Linked DNA regions of Mus musculus: region 1 is linked to region 2. The links are chromatin loops, found by intact Hi-C in ENCODE. Cell type or tissue: heart. All regions are shown on one strand. Each heading gives the region's core, and the rest is flanking DNA. Links, peaks and the distances in the headings are about the cores only. Region 1 has its middle 88 kb from the start of Gm39527. Region 2 has its middle 57 kb from the start of F630028O10Rik.

Evidence for each region. Peaks named below come from ENCODE experiments on the same cell type or tissue, not always from the same donor. Only the 100,000 strongest peaks of a DNase experiment are listed, where the experiment ranks them.
Region 1: it touches region 2 in a loop (7-fold over the local background); 3 of 42 quality-filtered maps call a loop at or near these places.

What each region holds. Positions count from the first base shown.
Region 1 is chrX:96,877,696-96,880,512 of GRCm38, forward strand. No RefSeq gene overlaps it. Among named protein-coding and RNA genes, the nearest start is that of Gm39527, 88 kb to the right of the region's middle. In heart, for the core only: a CTCF peak has its summit at 1,240 (motif pointing left); no DNase peak of the experiment used is centred there.
Region 2 is chrX:96,181,183-96,183,999 of GRCm38, forward strand. No RefSeq gene overlaps it. Among named protein-coding and RNA genes, the nearest start is that of F630028O10Rik, 57 kb to the right of the region's middle. In heart, for the core only: no CTCF peak of the experiment used is centred there; no DNase peak of the experiment used is centred there.

The DNA of each region.
Region 1 (2,817 bases), core at 223-2,722, 700 kb after region 2:
ATATATTTTTGGATGATTACCACATTCTTCTTCCATGGCTCTGCATATGATTTGAAATCAGGTTTACTAATGCATATTGAAGTGCTTTTATTCTTTAGAATGTCTTCTGCCATATTTTGTTTGTTTTGCTTTCTTATGATTTTTTTCTAGTCTAAGCAATATGGCACTGGGATTTTTTTATATTGATATTTATTTTAAAATAAAAAATAAATTTATGCTGTGTTTACATAGTTTCCACCACTCTCTTTCTGCAACTTTCCCTTATCTCTTCCACTACAGTTTCCCACATATCTTCATCTACATTTCATTACCTCTTTTATCTCTTCTTCAACTAGTGTGTGTGTGTTTGTATATGTGTGTGCTCAAGCAGATACAACACATTCTTCTATGCATATGCATACCAAAGCCCACTATGTTGAAGTCTCTGTTTTGTTCTGCCACCTGAAGTCATGTTGATATGAGTGGCCTGCACTACCATCTCAGGCCATGTTCATGTTCTTGACCTCTGCTGAAGCAGAAGGCCATGTTGATGTCTGTGGTGTGTACTGCCACAGGAGACCAGGCTGAGCTCCACAGAATACGTTAATGCCATAGATCGTGTGGATGGCTGTGGTCCATGCTCTTGCAAGAAACCACATGGAAATCCATGATTCATGCTCCCGCTCACTGTAAAGGGCAAGGAAATTACATTTGCCATGGTATTTATGACTGCAGACTCACAATTGAGGAAAAAGGAGAGAGAAGGTATCTGTGATAACCTCTACTTTCCTGTTCCCCCTCCCAAAATGTAGCAGCCTAGAAAGAAAGCCATCAAAGAAAAATCTTAAAAATTGTGGTAAGGATGCTGAAATGTAGCCTTCCACAATTGATAGCCTGTGGCAAGGATGTGGGTAGAGAAGAATTATTTTCTTTAAGGCACTGGTAGTTTGACCATGCTCTGGGAGCGTATGGGCAACACAAATTGGACTCTTGCTCCCTCTCTCCCTCCCTCTTCCCCTATATTCATTCATTTCCCCTGTTCTTCTTGGGGGTTGGGAGGGGGTGGAGAGCCAAGGGTAGGAAGGACCTGAGAGGACTGGGAAGTTAGTGTGATAGGGGTTCATAATGTGAAACTCCCAAATTATTAATACAAGTAGTATATTTTAAAAAAAAAAGTAAACTGCAGTTCTGAGCAGAAAGAATGGCTTGTGCTGCTGTTTGCCTCAAGTCTTTGCATTTGCTCTGCAATGTCCCCACCTGGTGGCCACTCAGAATCATTTATCATTTCCAACAAAACTTCTAAAAGGAAATACTTTTCTCACAGTTTCATGCTTTATTCTAGCAATGTTCACTGTCCTCTCTGATGATCTGTGAAGTATCATGCACTCAACCCATGTGTAGCACCTGTTACATAATTCATTAATTAATTTTAACACACATTTTCAGTATTTTAAGAGGTTCTTGTGTTTTATGTATGCTTATGTGTGTATATTTTTGTGAATACCATATAAATTCATGTTCCTGGGGGGGGGTCAGAGGCATAGGTAATCTCTGTACTGAATTACGTTAGTACTGAGAACTGGACTCTGGTGCTCCACAAGAGCAACAATCACTCTTAAACACCTTGTCATATTTCCATACTGGAATAGGCTTATTTTCTAAGTATCTACTCTGGAGCAAATGCAGGGTTAAAGGTGAAGATAAGTGGGTAATAAAGGCCAGGTGACAATCTCCATAAAGACAAACAACCCAATCAAAAAATGGGTAATAGAATTAAACAGAGATTTCACAACAGAGGAATCTCAAAGGGCTGAGAAGCACTTAAAGAAATGTTCAAAGTCTTTAGCAATCAGGAAAATTCAAACCGAAACAATCTTGAGATTCCACCTTACACCAATCAGAATGGCTAAGACCAAAAACTCTGGTGACAGCAGATGCTGGTAAGAATGTGGAGAAAGAGGAACACTCCTCCATTTTCTGGTGGGATTGCAAATTGGTACAACTGCTCTGGAAATCAGTCTGGCAGTTTCTCAGAAAATTGGAAATAGATTTACCTGAAGACCCAGCAATACCACTCCTGGGAATATACCCAAAAGATGTTCCACCATACAATAGGGCAACATGCTCCACTGTGTTTATAGAGGCCTTTTCTCTGATAGTCAGAAGCTGGAAACAACCGTGATGTCCCTCAACTGAAGAATAGATACAGAAAATGTATACAATGGAATACTACTTAGCTATTAAGAAGGAGGATATCATGAGTTTTGCCGGCAAATGGATGGAACTAGAAAATATAATGAGTGAGTAACTTAGTCAAAGAAGGACATGCATGGTATATACTCACTAATAAATGGGTACGTACTGGCTAATTTTGTGTCAACTTGACACAGGCTGGAGTTATCACAGAGAAAAGAGATTCAGTTGGGGAAAGGCCTCCATGAGATCCAACTGTAAGGCATTTTCTCAATTAGTGATCAAGGGGGAAAGACCCCTTGTGGGTGGGACCATCTCTGGGCTGGTAGTCTTGGTTCTATAAGAGAGCAGGCTGAGCAAGCCAGAGGAAGCAAGCCAGTAAGGAACATCCCTCCACGGGCTCTGCATCAGCTCCTGCTTCCTGACCTGCATGAGTTCCAGTCCTGATTTCCTTGGTAATTTCCAGCAGTATGGAAGTGTAAGCCTAATAAACCCTTTCCTCCCCAACTTGCTTCTTGGTCATGATGTTTGTGCAGGAATAGAAACCCTGACTAAGACAAATTGGTACCAGCATAGTGGGGTATTCCTGTGATAACCTGACCATGTTTTGGGGAGGACTGTGGAAGGACTTTGGAACTTTGGGCT
Region 2 (2,817 bases), core at 39-2,538:
AGGAGGATATGGAAGTGGGAGGGAGATGTGTTGGAGTAGGGAAGAGTTTGGAAGGGAAGGTGAGAATAGATTATGATCAAAACATCATATATCAGGATGTACTGTATGATGGAAAAATAAATATTAAAAAAGAGAAAAATGCATCATACATATGGGTGAAATGTTCAAAGGACAAATAAAATATTTGTCAAAAAATATGTAGCAGGGCCAATGAAATGGTTCAGTGTGTAAACATGCCTGTTGTAAAGTCCAGTGAACTGCATTTGATCCCCGCAGTTCACATGGTGGAAATCTACTCCTCCATGTTGTCCTCTGACACCCACATCTACATGTCCATCCACACACACCTGTAACCCCTACATCAACACCACAACATACATAGCTGTTGAAGATGTTTGCATTTGAATTCATCATGAATGATTTTGTGTGTGTGTGTGTGAGAGAGAGAGAGAGAGAGAGAGAGAGAGAGAGAGAGAGAGGGAGGCTACTTAGTGGGTGTATTGGTATTAGCAAGAGGGAAAGAAGTGGCTGTGCTGATAATGGGGATTGGAAATCCCTAGTTTGCTCTCCTAGGTTCCATTCTTCCTCACTGCGGAAAAAGAAAACAACATCCACACATTCAAGCCTGTTTTTCTTTCAGATTGAATGTATTCCTTCTTTTCATTCAGCTACCATGCTATATATAACCATTACTCACCTTACCCTTGCGCATTACCTGCTATTTTACAAGAAGCAAGTCATACGTAATATTTCTTTACTGTCTCTTAAGAATTATCCTCATTTACAGATGAGAAGTTAAGGCACAGGGAAGTAAGGTATCCTATCCAATATAAAAACTCATCAGTGATTATGTTGACATTTTAGCCACCTTCTAGCTGGGTATGCTTTCTCACATGTCATTGGTTTAAAGTAAACTGTATATAATCATGCCAACAAGAAAATGTAGATCACTGTGTCAGAGGTTATTCTTTAATATAAGGGTTTGTAATGCAGCCTTGAATGAACTATGTAGCTCAGGGTCACCTCAAACTCATGATCCACTTTGCCCCAGTTTTCTGAGTTTATAGGATTATAGGCATATACCAGTACATGCACCTAGGGACTCTTTCATGTTAACTAATTTAAAATTTACAACAATTCCAGATGGCAGAAAGCAGTGTTGTTCCCATTACAAGATAAGGAAAACAAACTGGTAAATAGATTGCTTAAACTAACACAGCTTCAAAATCGCAAGAACGGAGATATGAAATCAGGGACCCCTGGAGACTGTTTTTTTTTGGGGGGGGGGAGGGTTGCAGGGCGGTGTTTGAGCAAGCATTTCTCTGTGTAGTGTTGGTTGTTCTGGAACTTGCTCTATAGACTAGGCTGGCCTCAAACTCAAGCATCTTCCAATCTCTGTCTCGAGAATGCTGTGATAAAAGGCATGTGCAACCACACCTGGCTTAAAGACTTGGTCTTAAACTGCTATTCAATATTATATTTTGTGGTCCATCTCAGTTTCCTGAAAATTCTGAACTAGGTGTCTGGAGTGCAAACAACTGGTTTCCAGAGCACATTCTGTCTTCTGTCACTGGTAAGGTTTTTACCTTTTCTACTCTGGGCCTGTTTCCGTCTCCAGGAAATAGAAACCTTAGACCTTAGAATTCTGAAGTGCTTTCAGTAATAAATTGAACTGGAAAATTGTCAATACCTATTTAAAACAGAAAACAGCATTATTAAATGTGTTGAAAAGTGTTTTAGAAATAGCCATGCTCTGTAGATTTTATAATAATGAGATACATAAAGGGGAGCCAGCTCTCTCTCTTTCTCTCTCTCTCTGAAATGAGGCAAACATTAACTACTGTTCAAGCAATACTGAATACTGGTGTTTGTGTTAAGTTCTTTGAATTCTTACTGTATATACCCATGATGCTCATTTTCCTATAGATAAATGAAGATATTGGTAATTTGGACATTTTACTCCTTAAATAACACCCTTTAGACTTGGTGCCATTGTTGGCTTAAGCAAAAGATTACTAACCCCAAAGCCACCCAGACTACCCTTTTGCCAGCATCAGCTCTTTTCAATATTCATAGACAACTAGAGGAAAATCATAGGTGGTTGCCATGGATTCTAAAGGCAAAGCAGCCTCTGCCAAAGCTGCTTCTTTTTGTTTATTTTTGATCTTTACGTAGCTAAGGACATGAGAGCTACCTTGAATTCCTGCTCTTCCTCCACCACTTTCAAGTGCTGGGATTACAGGTGTGTACTGCCATCCCCAGAATAGACAACACTGTTTGAAACACTTTGTGCCAAATGTTTGTCATTATTAGTCTAAATAAATTAAAGAAGGCACTGCAACAATTTCTATCTTTACCAGAGGGATTGCTTATCCCTTGATGTTCTAGCCAAGGTATAGTTGTGAATGGTGCTGAAGAGAAAAGCTGTGATTTTTCCAAAACATAAATGTGAATGACTGTGATTATTCTATGAAGGAGGTATGTGGTTGGTCTGAATGTCTCTGATTGGTCAAAAACATATGGTTATTACTGGCCCATATGTACTTTTTTGACACATATAAATAAACAGGCTGCTCAGTGAGACACTCCTGCCTTCCTTGGTATTGCAGCATGATACCAGGTAAACGTCTTTTTTTTTCTTTTGATAGTGTGGGCTGAGTTGAGAACAGAGCCCAGAGAGCACTAGTAACAGCAGATACAGCAGATGCCACAGCCATGGCAGCGACAGCTAAGCATTTAGCCACCTTATAAAAGCAGCAAGGCAGCCATCACTTTTCTACTGAAGAGACAGTGATGGTCTTGGTGGTGGGCACAGTA